2 separate regions of the Homo sapiens genome follow, and region 2 is linked to region 1. Evidence: chromatin contacts called from ENCODE Hi-C or POLR2A ChIA-PET data. All regions are on one chromosome and are shown on one strand. The core of a region is the stretch at or near the end of the contact, and the rest is flanking DNA. Distances in the headings are between cores, read along the strand shown.

Region 1 (6,020 bases), core at 847-3,346:
AAACTCAAAGATTTCCAGCCAATCACGAGCAGCTAGGGGAGAGGCATGGGACGGAATTTTCCTTACAGTTCTCAGAAGGAACCAATCCTGCCTGATACATTGATGTTGGACTTCTAGCCTGCAGAATTGTGAGAATTGTGAGACAATAAGTAAATTTTTGTGGTATGAGCTGCTCAATTTGTGGTCCTTTGTCACAGCAGCCCTAGCAAACTAATACAGAGAGATACACCCTTCCACTTTTCCATCTTGCTACCTAGTCCTAATATAGATAAGAGGGATGGTTCTCCATTAGCCATTGTGCTACATGAGGATGGGGGCCACATTCACAGATGGTAGGGCAGGGAGCTAGAAGAAACTTGGGACCCTAAAAACTTCATGGAGGTGCCATATTAGCCCTGGACTGCCTATTCCTTGGCTTATCTTTCTGAAAAATAAATAAAATTAAAGCTTTTGTTATTATTATGTTTTTTGAAACATGTAGTTGAATATAATTTTTTTTTTTTGAGATGGAGTCTCGCTCTGTCACCCAGGCTGAAGTGCAGTGTGCAATCTCGGCTCACTGCAACCTCCACCTCCTAGGTTCAAGCAATTCTCCTGTCTCAGCCTCCCCAGTAGCTGGGATTACAGGCATGCGCCACCACGCCCGGCTATTTTGTATTTTTAGTGGAGACGCAGTTTCACCATATTGGTCAGGCTGGTCTCGAACTCCTGACCTCAGGTAATCCACCTACCTCGGCCTCCCAAAGTGCTGGGATTACAGGCGTGAGCCAGTGTGCCCGGCCAGTTGAATATAATCTTAACCAATACACACACAATTTTGATAAATGAGTTCTTTGGGGAGAGGACTGGGATTGGACTGTCATAGGTAGGAAATGTTTGCTTTACCTGTATGTTTCAAGTTTGATGTCAGGAATGTAGTCGTGTACTCTTTTGTAATTAAAAATAAATCTGTTTTATAATAAATAAAAGGAAAAAAGAGGGATGGGAACCTGTAGATTCAAGAAGACCTAAGAAATATATCAACTATAATGGATGATTGGATGCAGGAAAAAAACAAAAAGAAATATATCAACCAATTGCAATGTATGAGTCTTATTTGGATCTTGATTTAAACCCCAAATTTTTTAAATGTACAAGATAATCGGGGAAATTTTAATATTAATCAGATATTCTATATTAAGGAATTATTGTTTTTATGAATGCTAACAATATTGTAGTGATGTATTTAGAGTGTTCTTCTCTTTTAGACTCTAAAACATGGTTTTCGACCTTGTCACAATTGTTATTTTGAGCCATGTAGTTCTTTGTCGTGAGGCGCTGGCCTGTGCATTGCAGAATGTTTCGTAGCAGCCCTGTTTCTACCCTGTCTTCCAGTAGCTAGATGCTGGGTGCACACCCCCTCCCCCCAACGTTGTAAAAACAAAAAAAGGTCTCCACATATTGCCAAATGTCCCCTAGGGGGCAAAACTGTCCTGGGCTGAGAATAACAGCTCTAAAATTTAGAGATACTGACTGGACTATGTATGGGCGAAATGATTCGATGACTGGATTTTGCTTCAAAATAATCCAGGTGATGGGGAGGGAGGGCGGTGGGTAAAATGTTCCATGATGGAAAGTTTAACATACATTTAAAATTTTTTAAAGAGTCCATTCGGACTTCTCTTTACATCAATATGGGGAACTTAATATTCTTAAATAGTCTCTCACTATAAGACAGGAATATACTGGATAAAATGCAACAGATGTTCACCTCCTCGGTCCAAGATCTTGTCTCATGTCTTCCACAAGAGCATTAAAATCCAAGGATCTAAGTTCCAAGTATGACTGGGCAAGGCAAGCCCTCCCTCCCAACCCTCCCCGCCAGGCATTCTCGGTGCTGCACCCCGGGCATACTCAGCTAGGAGCTGCTCCTACGTCTTCTTCAGTTGCTTGGTAACCCTAACTCCTGAGATGTCCTCTCAGCTCTGCCCCCTGGGCCTCCTCCTTTCCCAGTCCCCAAGCTTAAGCTAGAGGGGGTGTGCTTGGAGCCAGATTCATTAGGGCCATGCCTTGCCCATCCCTGCGAGGGCCCAGACCATGAGCCTCCTCCTCACTGTTTGCAGCTGCTCTCTACAGAGCACTGAGCAGCCCACGCTTTCACCAGGCTCACACCTGCGCCCGTGTTCTCCACCAGCTGCTTCACTCCAGGCCGTGCTCGGGACAGCCGGGCCTTTCTAGGGCCCACGCGCCCCTGGGCGTCTCCGCTGAGACCGACTTTCACGCCCACCTGGTCTTCCCCAAGACATGGAGCCTTCAAAGGTTTCATCAGAATTCCCTCAGGATGTGGGTTTTGAGTTGTCATCCGAGCCCATCAGGGGCCAGAGTGTAGGTGGGCCCAGGGGCCTCTGAGCTGGAGGCTAATGGGGCTTGAAAGGCCTCTGAGCGGAGCCAGGAACCCGCCCTCTGGGGGCCTGGGAGCCGGGCTGCGCGCTCAGGTCCCAACACGAGGTCTGAGGCGCTCTCTGCTTGCTTCAGGGGCCGCAGAGGGAGGCTGACCATAGCTGCGACACCCCCTCAGTGCTGGACACCGGGCAGGAAGCCTCTCTTGCACCGACTAGACCAGAAGGGCAGACATTTTCCCGACAAGGAAGGGAAGCAAGATTGAGTAAGATAAGCCCGGTTATTTTTATGCAGACATTGTTCCAACCACAACGACTGTTTTCGAAGGTGGGTGGTATTTGTTTGGTGGAAGGATCTTTGAGGTAAGAGGCAGCAGGGTGCTTCAGCACCACCACTTCCTTTACTTTTCTGAGTGTTCCCTTATCAAGCCACCAGTTTGGGTTCTGCTCCATTTTTCTGTCTGGTAAAGAAGTAGAATGAGGTGAAATCTGGCTACCTACTTCCCCTGGGGGGACGGTCATGGCTGCTGGTGAGTTTCAAGTGATTTGAGAACTGTTGGTATACTTAAGTGAGGAGCTCTTTCCCTCCCCTTCATAGAAATGGAATAATGTGCAGGTTCCTAACGGGACTTAGGAGTCGGAGAGCCCTGGGTTCAAATCCCAGAGCCTCCATATTTTGGTTGTGTGAAAAAAAACAGTAGGCAAGGTAGTCAACATGTCTGTGCCTCACCTTCCCCATACATAAAGCCTACTTTTTCATAAGGTTGTTGTGTGGGTATTAAGTCTCAGTAGATGCCTACTTGAAATATTTGGGGGGACAGCTGTGGCCAGGCGCGGTGGCTTATGCCTGTAATCCCAGCACTTTGAGAGGCCGAGGCAGGAGGATCACCTGAGCCCAGGAGTTTGAGACCATCCTGGGCAACATGGTGAAACCCCATCTCTACGAAAAATACAAAAAATTAGCTGGGTGCAGTGATGTTTGCCTGTGGTTCCAGCTACTCTGAAGGCTGAGGAGGGAGGATCACTTGAGCCCAGAAGACAGAGGTTGCCGTGAGCGCCATGACACTCCAGCCTGGGCAACAGAGTCAGACCCCCATCTCAAAAAATAATAATAATAATAATAATGTGGCTGTGCCTATGATCACAGGCGTTATAAACAATAGCTGCAACGTATTGAAAGCCTGCTCTCAGAGATAAAGACTCTTTCCATCCCCAGGCCCTGTTGTCAAGCAACTAAGTAGATTCAGAGAAGGAAGAGAGCTGACTGGCAAAGAGGGAGCAATGGAGAGCCATTTAAGATGTTGGGGCAAGAAAGTCATTTAAATGATCAATTATAGGCACAACGTGACTAATACTATTTGAGGGCGGAGGCCTATTGAGTTCTTAGAGGTGTTTGGGGTTAGGGCTCACCAAAAATGGTGCTCCTAGCCTTTGATTGTGGACACTTGTTTTTGCCTGCCCACCATCCCTCCTCCATCCTGAATATGAAGTGTTCCTTTGGGAACCACCCATCTTCCACTCTCTGTCCATGTAGTTCAAGTGAGGTTGACCTCAGTCCCTGACTCCAGGGGTGGGTGTATGACCCAGGACCGACTAACTGCAGTCATAATAAGTGGTTGAGGAGTAATCCCTTTGTCCAGAGTGAGCCGATGAGAGTCAGCATTAGGACTTCTGCTGAAAGAGGCACCCTTTCTCCACTGGGGTTGCAAAGCTGAGGGGATGTAAGCCATCTTTACCACTGCATGAGTAGAGTCTGCTGGAGAGTAAGGACAACAGAGATAAAAAGCAAATCCAAGAGAAAGATAGATTTCTTGTTGCCCTTGCTGAGCACCTGGAGCTAGCCATTCCTGAAGATGTCAAATATCTATCTATGTGGGCTAACATATATCACCTTCTGAAAGATACTTGAACTGAGTTTCTGTTAGTGGCAACTAAAGGAGTTGTGACTAATTCATCTTTCTATTTATTTTTTATTTTGATGAAAAATTTTCAATTGTTACATTATGGCATAAAAACAGAACTCTGACGTGTTTGACAACATACTTTTGACAGTTTTATCTATTTCTGACAAGGACATGCTGGGAAGTTGTGGGAACATATCTCCTGTGTCCGTCCCCCTCCTTTCGAAGTATATTTTTATTCAGAGATACATAAATGTATGCTAATGATCTTATGATGATGATGATCAGAACTGTGCTCCAAGAAGATTATAGCAACCATGAGTAGGATTAGAGTAGGGAGAGACAAGGGGCAAAAATACCCCTCAGGAAGCCAATATAATAATTCAAATGGTAAGTAGGAAGGATTGTCTCAAGGTGGTAGCTGCAGAAATGGGAAAGAGAGAGGTGGGATCATTGTGGTTTGGCAACAAATTAAAGGGTAAATGAGTGAAAATAAAATGCTTTTATCTACAAGGCCCTACAGAAACTGATTTTCCCCCACCCCTGTTTTATCCCTGATTTATTTCTCATCATTCTTTCCCTGGCCTGGTCTGCCCAGCTACATTGGTCTTTGCATTTACTGTGCCCTCTGCTTGGGACACTCTTACTCCAGAGGTCCCTGGCTCATGTTTTCACTTCCTCAGACCTCTGCCTCACATCAAAAGGATTCCCTTCATTCCCCATCTATTATTGCATCCCCCACCCTAAGCATTCCTTGTATTTGCTTATTAATTTTTCCCCGGGCTGGGCAAAAATTAATTCTAGCACTTTGGTAGCTCCATGCAGGTGGGTCACCTGAACTCAGGAGTTCAAGTCCAGCCTTGAGGCCCAAAGGCAGAGACTGCAGTGAACTGAGATCACACCATCTATTCCAGCCTGGGTGACAGAACAAGAGCCTGTCTCAAAAAAGAAACTTTAAGGAAATATTTTTTTTTTCTTTTTTGAGCGGCGTGTCGCTTTTTTGCGCAGGCTGGAGTACGGTGGCGCGATCTCAGCTCGCTGCAATCTCCAGCTCCTGGGTTCAAGCAATTCTCCTGCCTCAGCCTCCCGAGTAGCTGGGATTACAGGTGTGTGCCACCACACCTGGCTAATTTTTGTATTTTTAATAGAGATGGGGTTTCACCATGTTGGCCAGGCTGGTCTCGAACTCCTGACCTCAAGTGATCCACCCGCCTCAGCCTCCCAAAGTGCTGGGATTATAGATGTGAGCCACTGCACTTGGCCATAAAAATTTTTGAAAAATAATGTTGCTCCACAGTACTTAACTCTCTCTCTGTCTCTCTCTCTCTCTCTCTCTCTCTCTCTCTCTCTCTCTCTATATATATATATATTTTTTTTTTTTTTTTTTCTGTCTCTCTTGACTAAAATGCAAGTTCCGTGAGGGCTCCATGACTCTTGCTCACTGCTGAGTCCCCAGCACCTAGGAACCTGGCACAGAGGAGGTATTCAATGAATATGAGTCAATATTACAAATCTTGAACAACTGAAACAATGCTGTGGCATTGACAAATGCGGAAATACAGGGAAGATGAGTGGGAGCAGGGTTGGTGGGGTGGAGGCGTGAGAGGGTGACTCATTTAGAACCCATGGGATTTGAGGTTAGCTGTGTAAATGACAATAAAGCCTGATGGTTGAAATGCTGGCCTGGTGCTCAGGAGCAGCCAGAGGTGAGGGTCTGTTGGGGAATTATGCATCAAAAGTT
Region 2 (5,935 bases), core at 2,559-5,058, 220 kb after region 1:
GACACACACACACACCACCATACCTGGCTGAATTTTTTTTTAACCAGAGAAGAGCACACTAATTTTTTCTTTACCCTTATAGCATTTTCATTACCAGTTATTATACTTTCATTCTGAATGATTTCAGAATGTTTGGGGATGGTGTTGATAAACTAGAATTATTTTGTGGTTAAGTAGAGGCCCTCAAACAGAGTACAGCTCAAGTCTCAGGTTTACCACTTTTTTTTTTAAGTAGTACATGGGGCAAATTATTTAATATCTTATTTTGCCATAACTAATTATTAATAAATATCTACTTTATAGGTGTGTTGATGATTAAATCAATTTGTAAAGAATAATGGGCTGGGTGCAGTGGCTTGTGCCTGTAATCCCAACACTTTGGGAGGCCGAGGTGGGAGGATTACTTGAGCCTAGGAGTTCGAGATAATTCTGAGCAACAAGCGAGGCCTCATATGTATAAAAAATGAAAAACTTAGGCTGGTGCGGTGGTGTGTGCCTGTAGTCTCAGCTACATGGGAGGCTGAGGCAGGAGGATTGCTTGAGTCCATCGAGGTCTATCCAGGCTGCAGTGATCTGTGATTGTACCATTGCACTCCAGCCTGAGCAACACAGCAAGACCCTGTCTCAAAAAAAAAAAAAAAATGCCAGCAAATAGTATGTGTTGAATATTTAGTTATAAGTATTATTCACTCTCTAAAATAGTCTTCTTAGTAAACTCTAATTGACCTTAGGGTAAAAAAATTTTTATATTTAAAAGCTCAGAAAAATTCAGCTTAGTTATTTTTAGGCTGGTGTTTGGTCTCACATACACACTTAACGCCCCTTTCAAACTGTTATGGAACAATGTTTTTCAAACTTTAATGTGCATATGGGATTGTGTAGGGATCATAATAACATGTAGATTCTTATTCAGTAGTTTTGGAATAGGATGAGATGTTACCTTTCCAACAAGCTCCTGTTGGTAATCTGGATGTAGCTCATTCTTATAACACACTTTGAGTAGCACAGTTATGCAGTGTTCCATTAAGTGGTTCTCATTCCTGCTTTCAGTATATTATAAACACTTAGATATTTTTTGTTCTTTATGCCTTGGCTCTGTGTCATACCAGTTAAATTAGAGCTTTGCCTTTGGGGTTCTGGGCATCATCGTCGTCATCATTGTCGTCATCATCATCATCATTTTTTCTTTCGGTAAAAATATCCTGGATCATTCTCTTGTGAAACTAGCATTAAGAGCCACCACTTTAGTTATCTGAAGGAGAGTCATAAGCTAAGAAGCTACATTTTAGGTCTTCTCTTACTTTGTTGTCTTCCATTTTAAGCTCATTTCCTCTGTAGAGATGATGGTGGACAGCTGGTTAGAACTCTTAAACTGGAAGGCAGTTAATATGTTGGCCTGAAGTTTTCTTTTCGCTAGACTAAAAGGTTTGACTGTTGAACCTTTCTTTATGGATCCTATTTCCTATCCCTTTTCATCATTTGTATAGTCTTCTTTGGACTTTCCCTAATTTCTCAATAGTCTCCTTAAAGTGTAATAACCCAAACTAGATACAAAACTGCTGTAACAAAACTGAACAATGGCAGAGGCAGAAGAATATAGATCTAAAAATCTGTGGTTTTCATTAGCGTTGAAAACTTGTATTTGCTTCAGACTTTTTATTGGCCTTTTCTTTATGTTTTTCAGGGTTAAAATGTGTTTTATGCCATGATATTTGTTTCAATATATTCCTTTCTTAGGTTATGCTTCTTCTTTCTTCCTCAACTGTGCTTCTTGTATCCATTTCCCATCTTGCACCTATTTTGGAGGAGAGGCAGTAAATATTTTCTTATGGACTTACCATGTTTGGGAAGACCGTTTTCCAAAGCGATCAAGATCATGTTAAATTTTATTCCATCTAGCCATGATGGCTCAGTTAGGATCAGGTCAGGAAAACAGTCCACACTAAATACTCGAGGCAGGAGGATTTCTTGAGACCAGGAGTTTGAGACCAGCCTGGGTAACATAGTAAGACCTGTCTCTACAGAATTACAAACAAAAACAAAAAATTTCAGCCCAGAAAATTTAATACAGGGAAGGGATTATACAGGTATTGGAGGGCTGAAAAAGCAAACAGGGAACACTGGGGTAACACAGAGACAATATTTGCAGGAATTAGCCACTATTCATATGGTTGAGGGGGAAATAAGAACTTGGAGTTGGGACCTCATAGAATTGGGGTTCAAAACCTCTGGAGGGGGTACTTCCTGACAGCTGTTGGTATGTCTGAGGGGAATTTCTGAGAGTGCCAGAAAAAGCTGGTGGTTATCACTGCTACTGCTGGGGTGGAGGATCTATGCTGGGCAATGCTGACTGGAAAAAGCATGTACTGCATTCTCCCTCTAGTGTCCTTATTGGCAGTGTGAGGAAGCTAGCTGCAGAAGAGAAAAGTAGTTTTCAGAGTTTTATTTTCAGTATTACAAAGATGAGTATTAAAGGGTAGATTTGGATCTGAGAGAAAATAGCTGAATAACCAGTATATATAGCCTTCTCTTCTGGTCAAAGGAGGCCATAGGCCTTTGGTCTCTTGGTCTCTTTTCCTAGCTACTTGGACCCCAGACCCAGATATTCTTAATGCTGAGGGTTTGGAAGGAAAGTTGTTATTATTATTTAAAAAATTAATTTGTTTAGTTAATGTGATGGGGGAGGGGGCATGAGACGGGTCTACTTTGTCTTTTCTTTTCTTTCTTTTTTTTTTTTGAGACAGTGTCTTGCTCTGATGCCCAGGCTGGAATATAGTGGTGTAATCTTGGCTCTCTGTAGTCCCGAGCTCCCAAACTCAAGCAGTCCTCTCACCTCAGCCACCCAAGTAGCTGGGACTACAGGCACCTGCCACCACACCCAGCTAATTTTTGTATTTTTTGTAGAGACGAGGTTTTGCTATGTTGGCCAGGCTGGTCTCGAACTCCTGGCCTCGAGTGATTCACCCATGTTGGCCTCCAAGTGGTCTGGGATTACAGGTGTGAGCCACCATGCCTGGCTGGGTCCACTTATTTATTGTTATTTTTTTTTTTGAGACAGAATCTCACTCTGTCACTCAGGCTGGGGTGCAGTGGTGGGATCTCAGCTCACTGCAATCTCCACCCCCCAGGTTCAAGTGATTCTCCTGCCTCAGCCTCCCGAGTAGCTGGGATTATAGGCACCCACCACCATGCCTGGCTAATTTTTGTCTTTTTAGTAGAGACAGGGTTTCACCATGTTGCCCAGGCTGGTCTCGAACTCCAGACCTCAAGTGATCTGTCCGCCTTAGGCTCCCATAGTGCTGGGATTACAGGTGTGAGCCACCGTGCCCGGCCCGGGTCCACTTATTCTGAGATAATTCTGTTACAGCTTTTTTTGGTAACTTACATTTAATCATTAGATACTCCTTCTTTGCCTCTTGAGGTATTTCTGTTTTTTAAAAGCCCTTATTTAAAATGTAAAATAAATAATGGTAAAAGTAATGATGTTACCCATAAACAAAGTTTTAAAATTGGTTGCTTATTAGCCAAACAGTGGTCTGCAGTGGTAACCAACCTCTGAAAAGATTATGCCTTTTTTACTCATTCAAAAATTCCCCCTCCTGCAGAGCTTCTTCAATTTTAATGTGTATATGAATCAGTTGAGGATCTTGGTAAAATACTGATTCTGATTCAATATGTCCCTGGGTAAGGCCTGAGATTGTGCATTTCTAACAAGCTCCCAGGGGAGGCTGGAGCTACTGGTCCCTAGACCAGACTTTTTTAACTCCCTTCCCTCCCTTGAGAACTACTGGTTTGGCTTAGATCCAGTGTTGGACTTGGATGGTTGAGTGGTGAGTGATCATAAAGTAAGAGTTTCTATTGTAAGCCTGCCCGTCTAGAAATATTTTGAGCAATTTTAGTAGAGCTATTTATAGCTGTTTCTTTCCAGGTAGGATCAGAGAAATATATGCTTCTGAATAGGTTAAATTTTCTTCCATAATATAATGCTGCCCTGAATGCAGAAATGTGCCTATCACTTGTAATTTTCCTGGAAGGCGTGAGACTGCTTGGTAATTGTGTACATATTTAAGGGAAACTGAGTAATGGAGGACAGAATAGAACAATTAACAAATTCATGCATCAGATAACTTGCTTTCATTAAAGCCATTGTTACTCTTATTTATTGATTGTTCCTGATGATAGGACATCTGCAGATTTCAAAAAGTGTGTTTAGTGTGAATTTCATACTGATGGCATTTCTCTGCTTTTGACAGTTTCATATACTTAAACTTGTCATTAAAACACAGCATCTTGCCTTGAGCCAAATGAAACTTTGAATAGAGCCCAAATTTATGAAATTGTTAATTTCTCTTTACATCTAGATTTTACTTTCAGTAATTTCTATCTGCTAACACAAATAGAAAGGTAATCTTTCATTTGGTTGCCATCCTTCAAGAGCCTCTCTCTGCCCTTCCCTCCCTGCCTTCCTGGATCTTTCCTTTTGTCTTTACAGACCTAGATTTTGAAAGGTTCTAGGTTCCTTTTGTCTGTTGATACTATGTGAATGTTATCCTTAAGTTTTTAATTCAGGCTACAACTAGACAGATAATGTGTCTCACAATTAGCTGGGGTGAGAGAGTTAAAATGGAAGTTAAGGATTCAGGGGATTCCTACAGATGGGTGAAGAAAAAAGCTCAATGTTAGGATCCTTAACAAAGCATTTTGATTGGCATATGGAGACCTTTGCGTGAACACAAATGTTCATATTTGAATATTTATAGAAGATAATCTGTCAAAATTACTGTTATTTTAATTTGCCAAGCTTGGCTGATTGCCGCAGTTGGATGTTAGTTGAATTCAAGTTGAAGAGTTGTAAATATGTTCTGGTGTGGGACATGCTTTTTGTCCTTGAAGCTGTTTGAATTTCTTACTTCTCCCACCTACACCCCCTTCTTTAAAACTGCGAGGCTTTTTTGTATTAGTTGAACTTTCATGTTCTTTTTTAGGAAAAAATATTAAAGTAGGATGTTAACTGTATGGATTAAAAATTTTTTTTAACTAAATTTGTTGACATTTGGTGATCAGGAATTGTTTAAATAATTTTAACTATTTGTCCAATCTTTGCTTCAAAGGACCTGTTCCTGGAGACTCAAATGTAGGGATATATATCTTATTTGAATGGTTTTGTGTGGGATATGTTTCACATTAACAGCAAAGAAAATGTAGACTTCTAGATAATTGATGTTTCCCCTTTCTTTTATCTCACTTGAACAGCTAATAATTTTAGTGACCCAGATTCAAGCAATAATACCTGTCTTCATAATTGTCATGTGGTTTTGTCAGCTTCTTATATTCTAGGGGAAGGAAGATAAGACTTTTTTAAATATATTGAAATAACTTGGTTAATAAATACTTTTTTTCTCTTTTTAGAAGCCAGGAACCTGTTCTCTTTCCATAGTGTCTCCTCACTCAGAAAACGTTGTGTTCTCCTGCCTCAGCCTCCTGAATAGCTAGGGTTACAGGCGCCCGCCACCATGCCCGGCTAATTTTTTTTTGTATATTTAGTAGAGACGGGGTTTCACCTTGTTGGCCAGGCTGGTCTCAAACTCCTGACATCAGGTGATCTGCCCGCCTTGGCCTCCCACAGTGCTGGGATTATAGGTGTGAGCCACTGTGCAGGAGAATGGCTTGAACCCAGGAGGCAGAGGTTGCAGTGAGCTGAGATTGTGCCATTGCACGCCGGGCTGGGCAACAAGAGTGAAACTCCGTCTCAGAAAAAGAAAGAAAGGGAAAAAAACCCCAACACACTGTATTAATTATTGATGCAGTATCACTATTCTTACTGAGACTACATTATTTTAGCTTTAGAGATGATATAGTGGCTTTCTTAAAGTTATATGACATTTTTTTGGGAGCAGGGCTGTATTCTGTGCCCCATGTACTAAGCTATCTTGTC

The links. Hi-C counts contacts between places; a loop is a spot of excess contacts on that map. ChIA-PET counts read pairs that join two places held with the same protein, here RNA polymerase II (POLR2A). Pooled maps may share reads with other maps.
Region 2: a loop to region 1 is called in a pooled map, with 6 times the contacts of the local background. The contact joins two enhancer-like sites. A Hi-C loop is called at or near these places in 6 of 37 single-sample maps with no recorded cell type and 5 of 50 pooled maps. POLR2A ChIA-PET finds 5 or more read pairs at or near these places in 1 of 52 experiments (CD8-positive, alpha-beta T cell).

Annotation. Positions count from the first base shown.
Region 1 is chr14:65,285,200-65,291,219 of GRCh38, forward strand. No RefSeq gene overlaps it. Among named protein-coding and RNA genes, the nearest start is that of MIR4708, 47 kb to the right of the region's middle. RefSeq lists an enhancer at 2,195-2,434. Within about 2 kb of position 2,097, at least 6 of the 41 ENCODE cell types and tissues checked have a DNase peak (open chromatin) inside an H3K27ac peak, as active enhancers do.
Region 2 is chr14:65,499,192-65,505,126 of GRCh38, forward strand. All of the region lies in intron 2 of FUT8 (fucosyltransferase 8), which reads left to right. Among named protein-coding and RNA genes, the nearest start is that of MIR625, 31 kb to the left of the region's middle. RefSeq lists enhancers at 2,300-2,359, 2,390-2,559. Within about 2 kb of position 3,809, at least 2 of the 41 ENCODE cell types and tissues checked have a DNase peak (open chromatin) inside an H3K27ac peak, as active enhancers do.